Linked DNA regions of Homo sapiens: all the other regions are linked to region 1. A link is a loop called in an ENCODE intact Hi-C map of the cell type or tissue named here. Cell type or tissue: IMR-90. All regions are shown on one strand.

Region 1 (8,000 bases):
AAAGTTAGGTTTTTCACAACAATATCAAGAATGGTTTAAAAGAAACAGTAAAACATTTACTGCTATATTAAAATTCCATGCCCCAAAGTGTTTACCGAAGATCAAACTGCTATTCCTTTTTGCAAATTAGAAGTGTCTTGCAGACATCTTCAAAACCTCATGAAAGAACGGGCAATGGTGTCACGGTAGTCTCACTGATATTTTTCTTCTTTATCCATTCCCTTCCACTTGGAGTCAGAAATGATGCTCTTTTTGCCAGAAAAAAATCCAGAAAATCCTCCCAGATCACTGTCTCAGTGAGAGCTGACCTTGTTTATCCTGCAGCCCAGCCCCCACCCCGGCTGCTGCTCAATGTCAAGTTACAGGATTTCCCAACTTTCTAGTAAACTCCAAGGTGGGAAGAAGATGCTGAAGGTAACAGGATCCACCCACTAGAGAGATGCTAATCCTGACCAACTGCTCGAGCAGTAGCTTGAACCACAGCTAGATTGAATTCGGTCTCTCCTGAGAGGGCCAGACAAGGCTTGTAAGTAACAAAACCGCTTTTCATGATGCCCTCAAAAGCAGATGGGCTCCATGCAGACAGTTGGAGAAGGGTGCCATTGCCCTCTAGTGGCCAGAAGTGCAATCTTCCGCGAAGGAGTCCATTTCCAGAGTTGTACAAGGCTCTCAATGTCAGGGTAAAATTATAGCAGAAAGATGTCTAATTATGCTCCTCGAGTGTTTTCTTTAGTCCTTCCTGCTCATAGGGGAGGCTGCGGATGGCTATCACAGGAATCCTGATGGAACAGCTCATTTTTAACTCCTACCAGTGCACCAGGATGTGTCCAATTTTCTCCAACTTTATTTTTCTTTTTCTTTAGCAGACCTGTTGATGTTTTTCCCCCTAATCAATTAAATCACAAATTTATATAGACCAACTACTTTTATATATTTCAGAGGCAATAACTTTAAATTAAAAAGGCTGAAAACTCACAATTCTTGGTAAGTGCAGAATAGGGATTCTTGACAAATTAGGTAACTTTTTATGAAACAGCAGCCAATTCCATAAGGGAGAAAATCATCCCAAACACATTTCAATCCCTTAAATCATTGGCTAGTGAATTTATACAGTGCTCAAATTTTCTAGGAAAAAAAAACTTGAAAGTTCATAGTCATTCTTCAAATTTGACAATTCAAGAAAAAAAGTTTGATACCTACTTTCAAACTCTATATATTCCACTGTTTTATTATTATTGAATGAGTAAGTATGCCTGTCATCAAAGTGAAAACATCAATATTGAAAGTAAATTCCAATGAAATTGTTATGTTTCTCCAACATCTACCTACATACATGTATTGAGAATGAAGGAAGACTAAAATCAGATTTGAAGATCTTGTTTAGATGGTTCTGAAAACAGATTTGAATATAAGAGATCAAAGTTTACCAACTTCATAAGTTACCACTTCATAAGTCACAGGCATTCACAGGCAAGGTTCCAGGACATGCTATGCTCCTGGGAGCGCAGTACTGGCATTGTAAATCAGACCACGAGGTCAATGTCATGGCGTTTCCCATATGAGGGTCCCCAAACCAGAATCTTTACAAAGCAGCCATGTAATTCTATTCAAAGGAGAAGAAAAACCATGAATTATGAAGACAAGTGCATTAAAAGAGCATGAAATTGATCCGTATTCCCCCAAATCATGGCGTGGCTCTCCAAGTCTGTCCCCTGCCCCCTCCTCCCACAAATAAACAATCAAACATGCACATCCACAGCCACCACTCTACAGAGGGAACATGAGTTCTAAGACATAAAAAAAATTGCGCCATAACTATTTTTTTTAAATTTTCAAATTAACAAAAGATTGCATCTTAATTGAAAATAGAATTTAGGTTTCTAGTAATTTTACTGTCTGGTGTTCTGATAAGAATGCTGAACGTAATGAAAGTTCTGAAGTGCTATCAAGATGGTCCACTGCTTCAGTTAGAACTATTTTAAAAGCTTATTTTCCTAGGCAGCAATAAGCAGCCATTTGAATAAATCTACATGTCTGGGGCTCGCCAGATTATCCAGTCTCAATCCTTCCAAGGCCTGCCTTCATTCCCCCTTTCCCAGGGGTGAGGAGGGTGGTTTATTCTTTCAAACAATGTCATAAAATGCCCAGTTTATGCAGACTCTGAAGTAACAACTAAAATGATAGTAATAATTTTTATTAATAATAGTGCATGCCTGCAAGACATTTTAATGTCTTAATTTACAATGTTTCAAAAGTAAGATGTAAAGATAATCCTTACTCAAGCAAAGTTTCCTGGCCTTTCAGATGCCTTTCCCTGGTCTCTACTGAAAAGCACTCACATTCCTTTTGTACTAGGCTGGATTTCAGTTTTTCACAGAGGTTCGAATTCCAGAGCCCACTGGCCAACTCTAAAACTTGGAATCAGAGATTACATTTAAGGAACTTCAGTAGCTGGAGCCTCAGAGTGCTTCTCGTATTGGCCACAACTCTGTCCCTTTGTTTTGTAACTTTTTTTCCTTTGTCCTATTGGAAGAAGACCAGGCTCCCTGCAGCTAGGGTTGGGCAGTTAATATTTCTGTTCTGGTGTCTGCACCTACGTATTTGTAGGAAAAACAATTCCAGGATTAACGAAAAGAAGGTCAGTCCCTTCTCTTCTCTGCCAACATATTAGGCTCTAGCGCTCAGAGCCCAGCCTGGCAAATGTGCTCATGCGATGCTACAGGATCCTCGCTCCTGAGAACACATCTGCATCCCCATCCCCAGGAAATCCAGACACCCCGCAAAACCATCGACGTCTGCTGCAAGCCCAAGTGATGAGGAAATTGATCCGTCCTCTAGCCAGATTAATTATGGTAGCCTCCCTGTGATTAAAACGAAAACTTACTGCCTCATATTAAACCGATAGCCATGATTAGAAGAAGAAAATAAGAAAAGATTTCAGAGCGATCGTAGCACGATTTCTTTAGGGGGAGACGAAGGGGGAAGACTTTAGTGAAATCTATACCCTCATACAGCCGGGTTTCAAGAACAACCCCCCACTCCCATCCCTTAGGGATAACCCGTCGTCAGGCAGGGATGGTATTAAATAATTAAAAGATGCGATTTCTTAATAGCAGTGTGATGGCCCATGAAATTCCTACTGCATTATCAGCAAAAGCAACAGGGCTTCTTCTAGCACCTAGAAAACCTTTCACCCGGGAGAGGCAGGCGCGGCGAGCCCCGGGCGAAAGCAGGGCCTCGGCAAAAAAACGGACAAGGAAGCCGGACCCGCAAGCCTCCCCCGACCCCACTTTCTCTGGGGACTCCGCTTCACAGCGTGAGGCGGGCCCTCCTACAGTTCCTCTGGGTTGGGGAGGGGGGAGAAGGGAGCTCTCCTCGCCGTCCTCCCCATCTGGCCAGCTTCTCAGTGCTTCCCACCTCCCGGCTCGCGTTCCGGGGCAGAGCGCAGGGAGGGAGGCCGTGCGTGCCGGGAGCTAGAGAGGCTTGGCGCGCTCCGAGAAGCGGCGCAGGTTTCGGGAAGGTGTGGTTCTCAAAGTTAACGTTGACCCTGGCAGCTTTCGCCAATCCCAAGCCAGAGGCGAGCCCGAGTCTGGGCCGCTCATGGACCTACTCCTGCGCTGGTGGGAGCTTACAAACGGGCGCCAGAGCTCCCGCAGAGACTCGGGCTGGAGGGCTGTAGCGCACCGCAGCCTGCTGCCCCAGAACCACAGTCGGCGGCCCCAAACCCACGCTATTAAAGTGCGGGCAATCTCCTTCCGGAGCTGGGGTCTTTCCGTTTTCCCGGGCTTACCCGGCAGTCTCGACTGCAGGGACTAAGCCCCGGGGAGCTTTCGGCAGGGATCCGGGAGGATGGAGTAAGAACCCCGCAGAGCGCGGTCATGTCGCCGCTTTGGGGAAGCGGCGCAGGGCTGGCGGGCACCGCGCCGTGGGCGACTTTCCCCAGAGATATGACCGGGGACAGTCGGCGTGTCCGGAGGTCTGCTCTGCAGTCTCTTGCCCCAGCCAGGTACAAACCCCCTCTGCTGTGGCCTCGGCGCAGACCCCACAGGAGGCCGGAGCCAGGGAGAGTCGTGGAGCGCACATCTGAAGCCTCCGTCCCCTGCTTTGCCCGCGCCCACAGCTGGCTCCCTTCTCCCTTTCTGATTTTTAAACAAATCTCTCCCTCCCTTTTGCTTTGCGTTAGTGAAGCCTTCTCGACTCAGATACCACCGTCCCCCTCACCACCCCGCCCCGCCAAGACATTCTCTTCCTGAGAAAATCCTGCCCCCCATTCCAAGAAGCCCCAACCAGGCGAGAGGAAGGGACTGGCGGCGCACCTCACCTGGGGCCCTTGAGGGTGGACGCAACCTCCGAGCCGCCAGTCCCTGGCGCAGGGCAAGCGCTGCGGTGTCAGTCCCGGCCCCAGTCCCGGTCCCATTCACAAGTCAGCGGCGGCTGCGAGCGGCCCCCGCGGCATCTGCTCCTCGGCCCGCGACGCTCCCCTCAGCTGGCGGCGGCCGCGGAATGAGCCGCCGAGCGCGCTAGTGGCAGGAATGAGAAACCGGGGGGAGGTGGCGGGCGGGCAGGCGGGTGCGGGGCGGGGGGGGCGGGAGGAGGGAGGCTGCCGCTGTGAGGGAAGGAAAGGGCGGGGGCTGAGAGAAGCCGAGGCTGCGAGAGGCAGCGAGATGGGCCTCGCAGAGGCTGCGGGGGCCGACCCCGTCCGCGCCCCTCCCCCCAGGGGCCCAGAGATGCTAACCCCTGGATTCGTGGCCGCCCCTCCCGCCCCGTGGCGCGGCGCTCCGACTCCCTCAGGGCTCAGATGGAGTCTGGAGCGACTGAAGTTGGGCTCCAGGGACGCACAGCCAATCAGGGAGGGCGGCGGAGGGAAGCTGGAGAGGGGTTGGGAGCCCCCATTTTCCTCCTTCCCCCAAATCCGCTCCAGCTGGCCAGGCTGGGCTCTCGCCTGGCGGGCCGGGATGGTGGTTGGGGGAAGGTATCGTCCAAGTGAGGGAAGCAATTGGGAATTCGGGAGCGCGTTCTATTCTTTCTCACTCCACCACCCCACCTTCCAAAAATCCCTCAACGTTGGCGGCTCCTGCCCAGCCCCCACCCCTCTCAATCTCCCATCCCTTGCAAACTCTTCTGGTGGCTCTGGTGGTGAAGTCGGGCGGGGAGGGAGACTTAGGACTTGGGAAGAGCCCAGTCTCCGTTCTCTCTCAGCTCTCCTCTCGTCTAGTGCCCCCCACGCAACGCCTCGGAGAGGGGTGCGCGGGGAGCGCTTCGCCGGGGTCGGCCTCGCTCCAGCTTTTGGGAGGGTGCCTTGGCCCCTACCCCAGCCAGGTATCAGTGGCCCCCGCCGGTAGTGTCACTTGTTGCCACTCCCTCGCTACAGACCCGCCAGGGCCCGGTGGAGTGTGCGTTTCTACGGGAGAAAGGGCCTAATGGGGCGCAGCGCCGGAGTCCTAGCTCCTTCCTCCGCTGTTCCCCTCACTGACGACTCGCTACCGTGAGGGTTCCCCGGGCCTGCTTCCTGCCCTCCCTCCCCGAGTCGCCGGGAGAAAGGGCTGGCAGGGCCGGGGCTTAGGAATCACGCCAAGGACTGGGCGGGGCGCTCGCGGTACCGGGAACGGCGTGGGGATCCGCACACCCAGCAGGGAACAACCATGCCTGTGTGGGGACCCCTGGCTTGAACAAGTTTGCAGGGTGGGAGGTGGAGGCAAGAGAGGAGGCGGAGGAAGGTGGAGACGCCAGTGGGTGAAGGCTAAAAAGGAACCGCCTAGGGGGACGGGGATGAGGCTGGGAAAGGAGAAGAGATGGACCCGCGAAAAAGACGGGGAAGGAGGCTGCGGAGGGAAAGCTGGGCGCCACAGCCAAGCAGTTTGAAAGGGCTAGAGGGGAGGAGACGGGCCCAGGAGTTAACGGAAAAAGAGGCCGAAAACGGAAGAGAAAGCTTGGGATCCTGAGCGCATGGGGAAGGAACCCCAGTGCGGGGCTAAGGCAAGAGCGGCCGAGCCCTGCCCTCCAGCTCCTGGTCACCAGCCCGCGGGTCCCGAGCGCCCGCAGCCGCCCGGGTTTCCACACGGCTTGGGGAGACGCCCGCGGGGGCGGGTGCCGGCGAGGCTGCCCCGGGACCTACCCTCTTCGGCCTGCGCGCCCGCGTTTTTCTTGACGACTCCAGGATCCGGGTGGCGCTGCGTGCCTGCCCCCAGTCCGCGTCCTGCGCGGAGAGGATGCCTCTGTCACCCTCTGTGTGGACGTGGCCTTTGAACTCCTCATTCCTCCACTGCGGGGGAAGAGCTGTAAGTTTCCAGCTGCCCGGTTATCTTACTCCTCAGCCTTCCCCCCACCATAGGTGTCCAAGGTGATAGCCCCCTGGGTCTCCAGTAACCCCCCAACCTCGCACCACACTCTGCGCAAGGGACGCGCGAGGACATTGACTCCCGGTGCTTTCCTGTAGAGCGCCAGAGAGCAGATCGTGGTGCCTGCCACTCCTGCCTCCCCCTGTGGGTCCCTGGCCCTGAACCTTTTCAGAGCTCTACCCTGCTTCCTCTGTCTGCCTTTTTGGCCTCTGCTGTAACCCCTAAAACTTTGGGTACTTCCCAAGCCACCGCCGAAAGTCCCCACTCTAATGAGGCATGGTGATGGTAATAGGATGATCTGGTGGCGTCATTTCAGCTTATAAATGAAGTTACTTACACAGGAGAGGATGGACAAGGGGTCCGGCTTTCCCTCAGAGGTACTCGAGTTTTGCTCTTGTTTGGCTACAAACTATTGCCTGGATTTTCTCAACCCTTCCACGTGGTCCTAGAGGGAGTGTGAAGTCACGATCAATCTGATCATACATATATTATACAAAGATGCCCGGGATCTGTAATGATTAGGACATCTCTTGATCCATGAAGCAAGTTTCATAAACTCCCTTTTGGAAGCGTGTCCAAAGATGAACCTGGCCACATGTCAGCTGACATTAGCTGGACTTTGACCTCTCCTCTCTGTTCAGCATTTATCGAATCACAACAGTTGTTTTTATAGACCATCCCTTTAGTAATGGGTGCATCAGCCGATTTTAAAAAGTAAGTTAAAAACTGCTTGATAAGTTTCCACTGACACTACACACCTGAATCAGATGGAACCTAGTGTATAGCAGCAGTCAATAACCCTTTGCACAACCCAGCAAGTTAGGATTCTACTCAAGAGAACAGGAAACATGTTCACACAAAAACACACACCAGAATGTTCATAGCAGCCTTATTTATAATAGCCAAAATCTGGAAACAACACAAATACCCATCAACTGGTGAGCAGATAAACAAAAGAAACAACATAAATACCCATCAGCTGGTGAGTAGATAAAGAAAACAGGGTGTATCCATACCATGGAATATTGTTCAGCAATAAAAGGGGAAGAAATACTGATGTTTGCTACATCACGAATGAACTTCAAAAACATATGCTGAAAGCCAAATGAAAAACAACATATTGTATGATTTTCATTTATATGAAATGGCCATTTATATGAACTGGAAAGGCAAACTTATAGAAACATAAAGCCGTGGTTGCCCAGGGCTGAGGATTTGAACAGGAATTGACTGCAAATAGAACTTGAGGGAATTCTGTTGGGCAATCAAAATGCTCTAAAACTAGATAGTTGTGATGATTGCACAAATCTATAAATTTACTAAAATCATTGAATTGTAACCAAGAAAGAAAAAAAAATCCTTTCATATCTTTATTCCCAGAATATCTGTGACCTGCAGCTAATCCACAAGAGGAAACTTGGCAAAGCAGTTTCAGAGAAAAATATGTTAAAAAAAGATTTTTAGTTCTTATGGAAAGATAACCATATTTCTATTCAGCAAGTTCTATTTTGGCTGCTGCTTTGGAGAACCTTATAAGTTTTAAAGAAAGTTAATTCCCCCCTTTCACTCTTCTAAGTGATTAATTCCTGGGAACTAGAGTTAGGCATTCCAGTTCGTGACATTTTAAACACACCTACTCATAGACACAGTACAAAGTGCACA
Region 2 (8,000 bases), 1.0 Mb after region 1:
GGTGTGAGTGAATATTTGGGAAGCGATTCCAGGAAGCTGACAAGGGACTGGGGAAACAAGACGAGGAAGAGAGGAAAGGAATGAATGCATGAATGAGTGGGTCACTATAGGGGGTCGTGGATTGTGTCCTGGACACAATCCCCATTGGGGCTCTCTGAAAAACTGTACAGAACATACATCAGAATTCTCCTGTTGAGGCTGTCAGAAGCCAGATATTTGTTCTCCAATTTCTCTTCCTCGTTGGTTAAGGGTGGCTCCTGAGGCATCTCCCACCTCCACCTGGGCACAGCATCCTCCTGAGACCAGAGAAAGTCCTCAGGCAGAGAGGTGCTGGTTCTTTGAGGCCTGAAACCATTTGAGATACAGGAATTATCTATCAAAGATGTAGGTGCCTGGGATAAACTATGAGAATCAGGTGGGGTGTTGACAGTGGCTATGACAATAGGTAGATATGCAGAGCAGTGAGTGATCCCCTCAGGGAACTCCAAGCTAGACCCGAGGATGGAGGAGGTGAGAAAAGAGAAAGCATTTTAGAGATTCCAGAAGGCTTTGCTTAATGCATTAAGGAGTCTGGACTCTCTCCTAGAAGTATTTGGGAGCCATGGGAGGAATTGGAGGGAGAGGGAGTGGTAGGGTCAGATCAGTGATTTACACAGACCACTCTGCTGCCTTCTGGGAAACAGATTGTAGCCGGAAAGACTGTAGCCACAGGACCAGCGTGGGAGGGAGAAGGAGAATGTTTGAAGAATTAAATCCAGAGAGGATGAAACGCTTCCCCAATCATCCACTCCCTGTACCTGAATGAAGACGTTTCTAGCCCCTCCCTCCTGGTTCCCATACCCCCAACTTGGCCCCACCCTTCTGTGGTCACAGCCCACCTCAGCAGCCCTAAGCTGACTCTGGGTCCACCAAGCAGCAGCCTTCCTTGCGCCAGCCCACTTGTGATGCCGTTTTTACACCTGGGGCCCTGCCTCAGTTTCCCTGACCAGACTCCAGATCCTAAGTAGTACAAGAGCCCATCACTGACCCCTATCTCCAAGCCTGGTCCTAATGCCTGGTCAAGCTCTTACCACACTTGCTGTCCAAGGAGCTGGGTCCTTCCAGAAATAGGAATCAGGTCCTTCCTCATTTGCATCCATACCCCTGGGTTTGCTGTGCCCCTCGCCTTCAGCTGAGGGGGCATTTTGATGTCTGCATTTCAGGCTAAGGTGCAGGCCCTTGGCTTGTGTTGTCTCCCCTCACAGCTCCTCAAATGGGGCAGGGGGAAGGAGGGCATTACCCAAATGAGGACTCAAGGTGCCAAGAGGAGAGGTGAGCTGGTCACAAGTGTAGGTGAGGTTCCAACTCAGTTGTAGGTACTTCTACTGCCCCAAATCAGGAGTGTAGTAAGCTCCCACTTACTAGAATGCCTCTAGGCAAGGAACTCCACTGCAAAGAGCATGGACTCTTTCTTGGGGTCACCAGCATTAATGATCTGAGCCCCTCCCAAGTGCCAGATGCTGTGACTCCTTAGAAAGCTGAAGCTCCCACTTTTGTCCCTTTTCACACGCAGTCACAAAGCACCATGTGCTTTGTGTGTGGCCAGCAAATGTTGTAAGAGGGAGAACTGGCCTGGCAAAGGCAGATTTAGGGGGCTGACCTGACCAATGATGCCACACTAGCTGGGAGCCCCCCTCCTGCCTCGATCCAACCCCAGCCTTGATAGTCAGATCAGGTTCCCCGCACCTGCCCAGGGCCCCACCACCCTCCTCCCCTCCCTGACGGCTCTTGCAGACAGACATGATCCCAGCACCTCCCTGTGTGTCCCGAGAACCCCTCTCTTGGCTGGGGAAAGCAGCCTTGTCATGCCTTTTCTTTCTTACCATAAAAGTCCTGCCTTTATTTTTATTCTTTAATAAGGTTACAGCAGGACTGGGGGAGGCAGATTTTGGCCTCAGGCTACATCTGCCCTTCATTTAAAACACCCCAACTCCCACAAGGCTGGAAAACAAGTCTCTGAGCTTCTCTTTTATAGTCTTCGTTAGATCCAAATCCAGAGTTATTTTTGCCAACAGATTGTATCAGCCTGGAGCCCAATCGCCTCCAGAAACAGACCCTCTTGCTTAAAAAGCAACACTTACCCACTGCACCCAAACCACCCCATCTCCTGCCCATCCCAGGCCACCCAGGAGCAGCCCCAACTTGCACACACCACTTAAGAAACCTTTTCTCTCATCCTGGAAGTTTCGGGATTCCTGCACTGCTCCGAAACCCTGCATTGTCCACATTTTCTTAATTCTCACAAAGGCATGCAGTTTCAGATTAGAAAAGTTTTTATTTTCTACTACAACTATATGGAAAGGGAGTTCACTGGTTTTGATTACACTGGGTCATTTGACAAAGAGTGTTTGGACAAAGGCAATGCATGTTTGTGGGGAAAACCCTGTCATTTATAGCAGAATGAGAGAGAATGTAAGATAGGACCTTGACTCAACCATGCAGAGGGAGCGCGTCCTCCCCTCTCACCATGCCACTGCACCTTGATGATCTTCTGCTAGATTAATTTTACTGGGCTGGGCCCAGACTCCAGGGCCAGATTTGCCTGCCTGAGAGGCAAAGCTAAAAACAGCTCCAGCCTCCAAGAGGGGCCAGCTGATGTCTAATTGCTCAGCTCTCTCCTGTCCTCCCCGCAAGGAAATTAAAGGCTCACTTTGATTTGGAGAGGAGGAAAAAAGAAGGCTGTTTGCAGGTGTTGAGACAAAGTCGTCCAGGCAACCGCGAGGAATATGCCTCTCCACATATCACTAACACAGGTGCACCTCCCTTTTCCATGGGGCACACACAGCCAGCACAGAAGGAGTTTGTGGGCACAGTGAGGAGTGTTGCTTGTTTCTGGAGCCCAGAAGCAGACTGGGGTGTTATTAATCCATCCGCATGCCCGGGTCACATAGGAGCCCTGGTCATGGCTGTGAGATTTCTTGTTATGAAAGCAAGTTAGGTTGGCTAATGGAGTTCCCTAAACCCTTTGTATATTTTATTTGGGCCAGGATGGGAGGAGTAAGCATTAATCATGCACATTCATTCATCTCTGTGTTCCTTCAGCCTATATTTATTATTAATAATAATAGCTACCATTTAGTGGGCTTCCACTGTGTACCAGGTGCTGTGCTAAGCACTTTACAGTATCTGATTCAAGCCTCACAGCTTCCCAGTAAAACAGATATTATTATCCTCATTTTACTGATAATGAAGAGGCTCAGGAAGGTACAGTGACCTGCTCCAAAGCTCATGGCCTTTAAGAGCAGGGATTCAAAACCAGACCTGTCTTGACCCCAAAGTCTAAGGTGTTAAACTCGAGGGTCTCCTGCCTCCCTTTGTGGGTCTCTATGCCTGCCCTTGGGCTGGGTGCTAGCATTAATGTTTAATGAAGGAAGTGTTTCTGGAATTACACATTACAGGGCCTACTAGGTCTCTGGACGTAATAGGGTTCATCCCAAAACATGCACAGTAAGAACAGGCTACAGCCTGGCCTGCAGCCCAGCTGGTGATTCTCTGCCCAGCCACTCACTGGGTCATCATGTCTGCACAGGCTGGATGAGGGGACGTTAGCGCTGCCTTCCTGGAGCCCAAGGTCCAGCAGTTGAACAGATAAGAACCCTTCGTGATTGTGAAATGGGAGAGTTCCCTGGCTCCCCCCTCGCAGGATGTGCAACAAGGGTGTGGCTCTCTGTTCAGCCACTGCGAGCTCAAACCCCTTACGAGATGGGGAGCGTGCAGACCAGCAGGTGCGGGAGCTGGGATGAGCGCTTTGGGCTCCGGCCCCACAGTAGTGTCTAGGGGTGGGTGTCTGTGACTCCTGAAGCCCAAGTGGGCATATCGCAGTGCACTCTTTTAGCTTTGCTCTCCACAGATGGTTTAATGTTAACCCACTCAGTGCCCCCTTGGTCCCTGGGTCCTTGTCTGGCATCCAGGAAGAATCAGGTCACACATGGACTTGAAGGATGAATGCCGGGGTTTTATTGAGTGGTGGAGGTAGCTCTCAGTGGATGAATGGGGAGCTGGAAGGGGGATGGAGTAGGAAGATGATCTTCCCCTCGAGTTTGGCCTTCCGGTGGCCAATCTCCTCTCTGATCATCCCCAGCCAAACTCCTCTCGGTGTTCAGACTCTCATATTCTTCTCTCTTTCTCTGCCATGCCATTCTGCCATTTGTTTGCTCATCTCCTTCTGGAGTCTGGGGCTTGGGGTTTATATGGTACAGGATGGGAGGCATGGCCAGCCAAAAGGCAACTTTTTGAGCACAGTAACAGGAATGCCTGTTCTCACTTAGGGCCACAGATTTCCAGGCTTGAGGGTGGGGTCCTTGCCTGGGAACCACCTCTTCTTCTTAGTATTTTCCTGTCTCCTGTCTCTATCAAAAGGGTTGATGAAGGGGAGCCAAGGAGAGGGGAAAGCTTTCTCATGGAAACAACATCCGAGCTGGAGCATGTGGGTCCCTGAAATCACATAGCAGACCACAAGAGGGAAGGACACCCTTAGTAGAAGGAGGAGCTTATACACAGGATGGCACAGGGCACCCCAGAAGGGCAGGTTCCTACAGCAGAGGGTGTGAGAGCTCATGGGGCGGAAGCAGGAGGCAACAATGGGAAGGAAGTTTGGTGCAAGCATCAGCCTAGACGGGGCGTCCTATCATATGGGCAGTCAGAGGGATAGTAGCCAGGCCCCAGGCCCTGTTCAGCCCCACCCCTGCCAGGGCTCCACATCCAGGGAAGATGTGGATTCAGAAAAGGGCAATTGCACTAAGCGGCATGGCCCACACCTCGGGAGTCAGGTCCTGATTCAAACCTCACCCCAGGAAAGACATTTTCAGAAACATTAGGAGCACCAACTTTAAAACTTCCCCAGTCCCTTCCCACAAAGTCCGTCTGCCTCCCAACCCAACCCTGTGACTGCCCTCTTCTGGAGAGAAGGCTGAGAGGAGGGGAGGGAAATTGTCGGAAATCTTATCAAGGGAGAAAACCTTGCCCTTGATTCTGCCAGTTCTTATCGCATCCTCTGACGTTCCAAGCAGGCCACAGCCAGACTCTTTGGTGCCTGCAACAAACCTCAAGAATCCTGAATTCTGGATGCAACTCACATGTAAAGTCAAACAGGCCTGCCTTGCCGGTTAGCCTCAGCCTTAACCTTAACGTCATCTAAATCTCAGCTCCTGGGCTCATGACTCCAAGGCCTGAGACCGGCTGTCTTAGGGAGCCTCTAAGCCTGTAATCTCAGCATTTTGGGAGGCCAAGGCAGGCAGATTGCTTGAGATCGGGAGTTTGAGACTAGCCTGGCCAACATGGTGAAACCTCATCTCCACTGAAAATACAAAAATTACCCATGCGTGGTGGCACACACCTGTAATCCCAGCTACTCAGGAAGCTGAGACAGGAGAATCGCTTGAACCTGGGAGGCAGAGGTTGCAGTGAGCCAAGATCGTGCCACTGCTCTCCAGCCTGGGCAGCAGAGTGAGACTCTGTCTCAAAAAATAATAATAATAATAAATTTAAAAGATTAGCCGGGAAGGAAGATCCCACCCACCCTAAGATGATATCAGCTCCTGCAGAGGTAAAATAAGTTAGAGAAGAATCTGGAAGTTTTCTGCCTCCTCCAAGTTCTTTTTAACATTCTACCTGCTTGGGAATGCTGTATTCCAGCCACGGATCTCTGTTTGAGAAAGTTTACCTCACTGGCATCGTGCCCTTACAAGCTCCAGGACCCACTTTCACTCTAGACCCTGAAGACAAGCCCTATACATGAGATGAGGGAGATGGACGATTCATCAGGCCTGAAAGGCAAGGGACCCGCTGCAGAGGGCAGGTTACAGAGGCTCCATTACAGGGAAATCCTCAGAGGAGGAAAAGGAGGCTGGCAGGGAGGCTCCAAGTCTGTCATCACAGTCAGCCCTGGTGACTACGGCAGAAAAGCAGTCAGGACTCATCCAGTCTGTCCTCTGTGCACATGCTAAGCCCTCTGCCAGGCATCCTCTCCCCTACCCCACATCTCTACTTGGAAATCTCTTCCTTTAAGGTGCCGCTTCAGGGTCAGCTCCTCCCAGAGGCCCTCCTAACTCCCCCAGGGCCAGTTATCTGTCCCTTCCTCTCCACTCACATGCCACATGTGGCATGTGAATTCCTCTGCAGAATTCAAAGTGGGTTATCATCATGGGATTAGAGTCCTCCAGTCTAGACCGTAGACTCCTTCCAAACAGAGTCCAAAACTTACTCATCACTGCATCCTGGGGACTTGAGATAAAGCCTTACCCTTAGTAGGTCCTCAACAAATATTTTTTGGAGGGGAAAGAAAAGTAGGAAGGAAGGGAGGGAAAGAGAGAGGTGGGGAAAGAAGGAAGAAAGAAAGAGAAAAAGAAAGAAAGAGAGGGAAAGAAAGAAAGAAGGAAGGAAGGGAGGAAGGAAGGAAGGAAGGAAGGAAAGAAAGAAAGAAAAGAAAGAAAGAAAGAAAAGGAAAGAAGGGGAGGAAGAGGAAGAAGGAGAAGAAGAAGAAGAAGAAGAGGAGGAGGAGAGGGAGGAAGGGAGAGAAGGAAGGAAGGGGGGGAAGGAGAGAGGGAGGAAGGAAGATGTATAGATACATTCAAATAATGAATGCCTATAATTTAAAGAAGCATATGAGCTTGTGGATAAGAAGGGAGATGACTCCTGCATCTTTCACCTCCTGATCAGTATTCCAGTGGGAATGAGTATCCTCATCACTGCTGACATGACTCTTCAGCATCTAGGAGATGTCCAAGGCTCCCCCAGTGCCTGCCTCCCAAGAGGAGGGGCACCGGTAAAGGCAGAGGTCTACATGGTGTGGGTAAAGGCCTGAAGCCTGGCTCTAAGGAGGAAATTGGAACAATGGTTGCATGATGTCAAAAGTCTCTGTCTCTACTGTAACTTTCACCCAGGCTAGTTCCCCTCCCATCACCATAGCAACCCACATCCTCAACAAGGTTCAGGGTTCAGCAAGAGCCATGGGAGGAGAGAGAGCGCGTCCTTGTGGCCTTCACACCATGCTGGTGTTCCCAGCTGGTGGCCTGGTTTTCTTCTGTTGGTTCTTAGCACCTTGGGTCACATAGTGCCCATTCATAAACTAAAAGTCCCCACTGCTTGATATCCCCAGATATCTGTGAAGGGTGCCTTTTACTGGGCAGGGTAAGCTGCTCAGAGCTCTCTGAATGAATAACTACTAGGAATCTGGAGTAAAGTCGTTCTAATGAACTCTTCTCCATCCTCCCTCTCCCAAAAGGAAAGGCCTCACCTCTCTGTGAAAATGCACTTCCTGTTGTATTAAGAAGCAAGGCCTGACCGCACTCCTATGCTCTGTTAGTTGGCATGTTCCCTAAGTTGGCATGTAGGGTCTACATAATTTGAGTATATTTCTGGTTTGTTGAATCTGGATATGGAGAAATTCCATCCCCCACAAAAAAAAAAAAAACTTCCCTAAGATTTTGGGTAAAGCCTAGATGCTTTCGAGGGGTCCCTGAAATGTCAACTTTCTACCATAAGGAAATAGGAGGAGGCCTGGATCAGAAAACTGTGGGTCTGTCATGGTGACAAACAGTTTCCATCCTGCAAACAATCTGGATTGCCCTGGTGATGGGCAGGGCCAAAACAGGGCCAGGACTATGAAATATTGCAATGAGTGGAGGGTTTCCTTGGATAAACTTTATCGAGACATCCACAATAGATCTCTCACACTGATGCAAACATCCTGAGGCCAACCTTTCTCCTAACATTATGCCCCATCACAAACCTCTTTCTTCTGTGTCTAACTCAAGGGCTCCAGAAAGACATTGTCTACCTATAAAAGGCTCGGGCACAAGTGGAAGATACACAATGGTTCTATTTGATCAGCATCAGAAAATAAGGCAAATACCAAAATTCCAGAAGTCCTCATAAATCTGGCTGCAAAGTTTCTAAGACAATTTGGGATTCAGGCAATGACTACAGGAAATGATGGCTTCTCCCTATCAAGGAAGCAGGTC
Region 3 (8,000 bases), 950 kb after region 1:
TGAAGTTTCATCACGTGAAGATAGATTCATAAGTTGCTTCAAATCAGGAGTCAACAAATTACAACCCAAAGGCCAAACCCTGTCCATTTCTTGTTTTTGTAAATAGTTTTATTAGAACACAGCCACACCCATTCATTTGCTTATTGTCTACAGCTGCTTTCTTGTTACAAGAGCAGAGTTGAATAGCTGTGACAGAGAACATAGAGCCCCAAAAGCCTAAAGTATTTGCTACCTGGCCATTTTCAGAAAAAGCTTGATGATCCCTTCTCTAAATAAAGGTCTACAGAAATTGGAAGAGCCCAAGAGAGGGGAGGAAGCTGAAAGAAGATAGCCTGAGAGGGGAAGAAGAAGATATTTGATGGAAAGAGAGTGAAATAGGACTGCAGTGATTTGACAGTGGCATGAAGAGAAACTTTGGAAAATCAGGTGTTTAACATGGATTTTTATAGTTTTGCTCTGTAGCATGCAATTCAGTGTATTCCCTTGGTCACCCTGAGAAGAAGTCTTCCATTATTTTTTTAAAACTTCCATCCCTTATTAAAAATTTCGGATTATATTTGTGATTTTTACTAATGCCAAGTTCATAAGATTTGCCTACAGACAGGAGGTACTGGACAAATGCAGGGATGACTGAAAGAGGTCCAGTTATGTTTGGGTTTGAAGAAAACTTCCAAGGTTTTGGCATAGTAAATCGGGGTCAATTTTTTTTTTAAAGGAAACTTTCAAGAAAGGCCTAATGGTAAATGTGGAGAAATTGAGACTTTCTCCTTCTTTTCTATGCTACTCTAGCCTAGCCATGAGATGACAGAAGATGAGACAGAAATCTAGAAAGCTCAATGCAATAATAACAATAACTACCATTTGAGCACTGGAAATGTTATCATTACCTCTTATTCATTACCTCATTGAGCCTCCAAGAGAACCTTAGCAGAAGGCACTATTATTAGCCCCGCTTTACAGATAAAAAACTGAGGCTCAACAAAAGCAAGTGGCAGCTCATAGTACCAAAGTGGAGATGTAAACGTGGCTCCAGAGAATATCCTCATGGTTTTGCCTCCTTCTCCATCTTCAGAGAGTTCCAAGCCACAAGTTGACCCAGAGGTGCTAGCCACATGCCCACGGCATTATCAAAGCCTAATGGGCCCTCAAAGACCACCTCCTGAGATGTCCTAAGACCTGGAGGAGATCCCAGCTCAATCTCATATCCCTCATGTCCTATTGTCTTCCTCCCTTTCCAGTGAATTCCTTCTGTTTTCTTCACCCCACCCTCATTCTCTTGCCATTCACTTCTTTAATTCCTACTCCCTTTCTATGGCATTGTCTTCATTTATTCACTCCCTGGAACTTGCTTTCAAGAACACTTACAATACAGCACGATCGCCAAACCTCAGGAGTCTATGAGAAAAGTATGCTTCTAAGGGAAAACAAAGGATCCCACTGAGTCTCATGTAATTCAAAGAGGCTGATCAAACACATATTTTGAGTTTCCTAGTAGCCAGCCCGAAGAGGAAATCTATGTCCACATAATTTAAGTGATTTATTTTTCCAGGAGAGGCGCAATTATTCTTCATTCTAAAATAAAGTTCATTCTCCCAAGAGTTCTTCTTGAAAATACCATGAGAGAATACCATGATATACAGGCAATGTGACATTCAGCAACATTTTAGATCAAAGTCTCTGAAAATTCTCACAGGGCTCATCCTTATTTATTCAACATGTTCAGCAAAATTTATACAACATTTAACAAATATCTACTGAGGGCCTACTGTGAGCCAGGTACTGTTCTAAGCATACAGGACACATTGATAAACAATACAGGCATTGACCTTGCACCCCTAAGGTGGATGGTGATACAGTCAGATGACATCAAACCCTGCACCTAGGAAATGCATTCAAACTAGCTGGTCCCCAAACAGGAATAGGTTCAGAGACACTGGCATCGCTGCATGGTCAAAGAAGACTGATTGACAGAAAAAGGAAAGTGACTGCAGAAAACAGAAGTGCAGTCAACAAGCAGCTGGATTTGTTACAGCCGGCATTTGCTTTATCTGAACAGGATTTGAACAGTTGGCCACCTTTGACTGGCCGAAACTCAAGAGTTTTGTACTCTAGGTACCAAGAGTAGGTTACAGCCTGTTTCCATATCCATTTACGTTACAGTTCCCTATGTATGGAGAAATCTTTAGGCCTGACTTAAAATATGTAAGGAGGCAGCTTTAGGCTAAACTTAATTCAACAGGGGTAAATGTCACTCCCCAGATGTATAGCTTTTAGATCTAATGATGTTTGGAGTGAGGTGCTAGAAAGAAGTCACTGGGCTCAGGGTGGCTTGCAGACTCAATTTTTAAATATACACAAATATGTGTCAGTATATATACACTGTGATATATACATACAAATATACATAATATATGCATATATCAAAAATCTGTTCCCTCCCTGTGGCCTTTCCCCAAGCTTCTTACACATCTAAAGCTGGCTGACCTCTGCAGGTTTCTGAGTGCTGCCTTAGGGGAATGAATGGGTGGATGGACCATAACCTTCAAGCAATTCCCTTCCAGAATGTAATATATTCTTGAACCTTGATCATGTTATATAAAGAATATATATTACATATATTATATATATTTATATATAATATATTAATATATAGATATACATAGATAGATAGATATAGATATAGATATTTTAAGACAGTTTCACTCTCATTGCCCAGGCTGGAGTGCAATGGCATAATCTCGGCTCACCGCAAGCTCTGCCTCCCGGGTTCAAACGATTTTCCTGCCTCAGCCTCCCAAGTAGCTGGGATTCCAGGCATGCACCACCACACCCGGCTAATATTGTCTTTTTAGTAGAGACAGGGTTTTTCCATGTTGGTCAGGCTGGTCTCAAACTCCCAGCCTCCAGTGATCCATCCCCCTTGGCCTCTCAAAGTGCTGGGATTACAAGTGTGAGCCACAACGCCTGGACAAGAATATTTTTTAAAGAATCAAATTGCTCCTCGCCCACTCTGAAACAGATACCAAGCGCTGGCAAATACCTAACAGAGATTTTTCCCCCAAATCTGAGATTCAAAAAAAAAAAAAAAAAGAGAGAGAGAGGCCTTTTCTGGAATTTCAAGGTTTCAAAACAAAGTAGGGGACCAGTCCTCAGTAATCTCCCTTTAGATCTAAGACTTTGATTTTCTTCAATTCTCAGGGAGATCAAATGAAATTCATCCCAGCAGGCAAACCCCAGAAATTCCACAAGCATCTGCATCACCGAGGGATGGACATTTCTTCAAATGAACAATACCCTGGAGACTTCAGGCTTCTCAGTTTTCAAGCTGTCGATTCCTAACTTGGAAAAAGGGATGCGGGAGCTGAAAGCTGAGAACCTATAGAAGAGATAAAAGTTCAACATGATCCTATGGGAAGAGACTTAACTTTAGTCAGCCAGAGAATGTAAAAAAGAAGGAAAAGAAAGGAAGAAACAAACCTCACAAAGCACACACATTCCAAATGTGCCTGCACAGGAAACGATGTAAGATCATCTTCATGTGGTGGAGCCATGTTGTACCTGCTTTAAGTGTCTAGTACATCTAGAGCTTTTATAAAAGGTGTCCTATGAGAGGAACTGCAATTTCCGTATCTCCAGCTGTATGCACATCTAATTATGTGTTACGACTCTCGGCTCTGATAGCAATTAGGATATAAGTTGTACTTCTCACCACACCCAAATGCGATCCTTACCAAAAAGGAAAGGAGAACTTGGAGAACTTGCAACAGAGAATTCTTCTTCTGTTGGGTCAGAGTCCAAAGTGAGCACCATCTCTGCAGAGGAGCAGAGTCAGGGTGCTGCAAGCCACCATTCCCTGGGGATGGAATAGGAGGAAAGCAGGGAGAAGGGAGATATTATTATTAACAGAGCATCAGCTCTGTGCCAGACACTATTTGTACGCATTGTCTTTGCAAATAACAAATTATTCCAAAATTTAACAGCTTGATAACATTTATTTTTCAGCTTCTGAGGTCAGGAAACCAAGCATGGCCTAGCTGGGTGCTCTGGCTCGAGGACTCTCACAAGGCTGCAATCAAGGTATACTGGCAGGAGCTGAATGCATTGCAAGGCTCAACTGGGGGAAGATCTGCTTCCAAGTTCACAAACATGGCTATTGGCAGGCCTCCAGTCCTTGCTGGCTGTTGGCTGGAGACATCCTTTCCTTGCCATATGAGCCTCTTCAGAGGGCAGCTCTTGACAGAGCAGCTGGCTTCCTTCAGAGCAAGTGAGGGAGAGAGCAAGAGAGGGCACTCAAGATAGAAGCCACAGTTTTTCATAGCCTAATCCTGGAAGTGACACCTCATCACCATTGCTGTATTATCCTCATTAGAGGCAAGTCCCTAGGTCCAGTCCAGGCTTAGGAAGAGGGGGTCGCACAAGGGTACCAACAGCGGAAGGCAGGGATCACTGAGGACCTTTTTAAATGGTTTTTACATATGTTTATTGAAAACAAGATGTTGTAGAGAGGATTTTTTTCCTAATTGTGCAGACTGTATAGCTGAGTCCATGAAAGTGTGAGTAAACTAAAGACAACTTTATAGCTTTATGGTAGAGCCGGGATCCTAACTGAAGAACCCATATGCTTTCTGCAGCATCACACAATAGGGAAAGGAAACTACAGAGACTTTTCTCTTCCTTAGCAGTTTCTTGCTCCTCTTGGAGAAAACCAATATTTTAAAAGGGCAAATTAATGCCTCATGTGGCACAATAGTGTCCCACAAATTTGTTTTGTTTGCTGCAGAAAGGCTTTTAATATATTTTGCATGGAACTCTAATAAGTTAAACATTAAAAAGCATATTTGCTCTAGTGCAAACAGCATATAGGGTGGGCTGGGATAAGAGTATACACTCAATTTCTCTCTCTTACTCTTTGAGGCCCGAGGCTCTGGGAAGTTGGTTTGAAAATTTACAAGGACAGTAGAAACTATGGTAAAATCTACAAGTACAGAGGTTTTAGAGTCAGAAAACCATCACCTACCAGCTGAGAGGTGTTAAGCAAATTACTTCTCCAAACTGAACCTTCCTTTCCTCGTCTGGAATAGTTGAATAATGGTAATTTTTATTCCACTGGGATAAAGATGCCAGCGATAGCCCTGGGTAGTGCTAGTTAATGCTAATTAACAAATGCTAGTTAGTATTGTTAAACTGAAGCATTACTAAATACCAAGATATTATCAGACTTGTCTCCTAGAAAGAGGGGAAAAAGGCAAGAGCCTCAGATACCAAATAAGATTGATGCTGTGAAACACGAAATTCATGAAATGAAAGTTAAATGTGACACAAAGAATGAGTGGGATGTTTACTTTTGGCCATGAAGGGATAACTGATATCAGAGTTTTCTTCCTATATTAAATAACTAGAATACTGGACAAAATACATGAGATAACTGATTTCAGTTGTAGGGAACAGTCAGTGCAAGTCTGCTATGAGATGAGGCCCATGTTGGTTCTGACTTTCTGCCTGGGTGATTCATTATGGCCTGATACCTCCATGGGAAGAGGCAACAAAAACTGGACTTGAAAGAGGTTGAGGTGGCCGCAATTTGTAGGGCATGGTACTAGAAAGAAGGTGTCTAAGGGGAGAAACTCCAGAAATGTACATAGGAGTTCTCTTGAATCTTTTGTTGAATTCTAAGCTCTGAATGCACAAGGCAAGACTCCAGGAGACAAAGGACAGCTAGTAGGGGAAAGAAACTACTGAGGAACTGTGATCTGAATTGCCTGTGCTCACATAGGCTGAGAGGCTCCAGCTAGTGAGAATCAAAGGATAGTTCAACACCCCAGGCATCTGGTAGAGACAGTAAAAGGGCCATGCCTTAGACATAGAGCTAAGCTAGTCCTAGAACCACCCACACAGAGCTATTTTAAAAATCCTTGAATGAATTAAGAGATCCACAAGTAAATGTTACTTTCTGCTGGAACAAAACAGAACCAAACTGTGGAATGAAGAAGACATCAAAATCTCAACAACTAAGAACTGAGCATCCACAAAGTTCAGCACACAATTTAACAAAAACAAAAGCCTTACTAGACATGTGTGTTAGTCCATTCTTGCATTGCTGTAAAGAAATACCTGACACTGGGTAATTTATAAGGAAAAGAGGTTTAATGAGCTCACAGTTCTGCCAGCTTTACAGAAAGCACAGTGCTGGCATCTGCTCGGCTTCTAGGGAGGCCTCAGGAAGCTTAAGATCATGGTGCAAGGCAAAGACAGAGCAGGCACATCACATGGCCAGAGCAGAAGCAACAGAAGGTAAGAGGGAGGAGAAGCTACACACTTTTAAACAAACAGATCTTGTGTGAATTCAGAACAACAGCTCACTTACCACCAAGGATATGGCCCAAGCCATTTATAAAGGATCTGCCGTCATGATCCAAACACCTCCCACCAGGTCCCACCTCCAGCACTGGGGATTATAATTCAACATGAGATTTGAGTGGGGACGAATATCCAAACTATATCAACATGCACAGTAGATAAAATGAGATGCATATCTGTATCTATTGAAAAAAATCAGTCAATAGATACAGACTCAGAAGGGTCAGAGAGGATAGAATTAAGAGACAAGAACTTAAAACAGCTGGTATTTCAAAGACTTAAAGAAAATAAGAATATAAAGAGGGAACAAATAGAAATTCTCAATTGAGAAATGAAGACTATAAAAATAACTACACTTATTAGAATGGCTAAAATTCAAAACAATGGCAATACCAAATATTGATCAGGATGTGAAGCAGCAGGAACTCTCATTCATTGCTGGTGGGAATGCAAAATGGTACAGTCACTTTGGAAGATAGTTGGACAGTTTCTTACATAGCTGAACATAGGCTTATCATACCATCCAGCAATCATGCTCCTAAGTACTTTCTCAAATGAAATGAAAACGTATGCCCACACAAAAACCTGCACATGAATGTTTATAGAAGCTTTATTCATAATTGACAAATATTGGACTTAGCCAAGATATATTTCAATATATAAACAAACTATGCTACATTCCCACAATGGAATATTACTTAGCAATTAAGAAGAAATCAGCTATTAACCCACAAAAAGACATGAAGAAATCTTAAGTGTATATTTCTAAGTGAAAAGAAGCCAGTCTGAAAAGACTGAATACTGTATGTTTTCAATGACATGATGTTCTGGAAAAGGCAAAACTAGAGACAGAGTAAAAATATCACTGGTTACCAGGGGTTTGAGGGAGTGGAAAAAAGAAGGGATGAATATGAGGGGGCTGTGGATTTTAGGTCCAGTGAAACTATTCTATATGATACTGTAATACGGACACATGACATTAGGCATGTGTCAAAACTCATCAAACTATACAGTAGAGAAAACTGCATGAGAGAGAGATGAGACAGGGTATATGGGAACTCTGCATTTTTTGTGCAATTCTGTTAATTTTAAAATGCTTTAAAAATAAATCTATTAATTTAAAAAGAGCCAAATGAAGTTTCTAAAACTGAAAAATAGACTATCTGACACTTAAAAATCCACTGAATGAGCTAAGTTGCAGATTAGACCTTACAAAAGAAATCAGTAGCTTTGTAGATACAAAAAAAAAAGCATCTGGATAGGAACACAGAGGGATAAAAAGGCTAAATAAAATGAACAATCTCAACTATGAGACAGTATCAAGTAGCGTAATACACATGAAATTAGAGTCTCAAAATGAAGGGACAAAGATTGTGGTAGAAAAAGAATATTCACTGATGACTGAAAAATTTCCAAATTTGCCAACAAATATCAACTTGCAGATTCAAGAAGTTCTATGCACCTCAAAAATAATAAAGAAAACTACACTGAGACTTATAACAAAATTCTGAGAAACCAAAGTTTAAAATCTTAAATACAGTCAGAGAAAAGACATCTACAGAAAAAAAAAGTGAAAAAAAAAATCACCACTGACTTTTCACCAGAAATAATGCAATCCAAAAAATATTAGAACACCTCTAAAA

Evidence for each region. Peaks named below come from ENCODE experiments on the same cell type or tissue, not always from the same donor. Only the 100,000 strongest peaks of a DNase experiment are listed, where the experiment ranks them.
Region 2: a loop joins it to region 1, with 6 times the contacts of the local background. A loop is called at or near these places in 2 of 110 quality-filtered maps.
Region 3: a loop joins it to region 1, with 6 times the contacts of the local background. A loop is called at or near these places in 2 of 110 quality-filtered maps.

The regions. Positions count from the first base shown.
Region 1 is chr16:65,117,559-65,125,558 of GRCh38, forward strand. It overlaps CDH11 (cadherin 11), which reads right to left and starts at 4,505. Exons shown (of 13, transcript NM_001797.4): 1 at 4,322-4,505. In IMR-90, CTCF peaks have their summits at 611 (motif pointing left) and 4,490; DNase peaks (open chromatin) are centred at 593, 2,463, 4,693, 5,103 and 1 weaker place; H3K4me3 peaks cover 4,984 bases; H3K27ac peaks cover 5,782 bases.
Region 2 is chr16:66,163,074-66,171,073 of GRCh38, forward strand. No RefSeq gene overlaps it. Among named protein-coding and RNA genes, the nearest start is that of CDH5, 200 kb to the right of the region's middle. In IMR-90, a CTCF peak has its summit at 4,936 (motif pointing left); no DNase peak of the experiment used is centred here; H3K27me3 peaks cover 402 bases.
Region 3 is chr16:66,066,493-66,074,492 of GRCh38, forward strand. No RefSeq gene overlaps it. Among named protein-coding and RNA genes, the nearest start is that of CDH5, 300 kb to the right of the region's middle. In IMR-90, no CTCF peak of the experiment used is centred here; a DNase peak (open chromatin) is centred at 4,199; H3K27ac peaks cover 652 bases.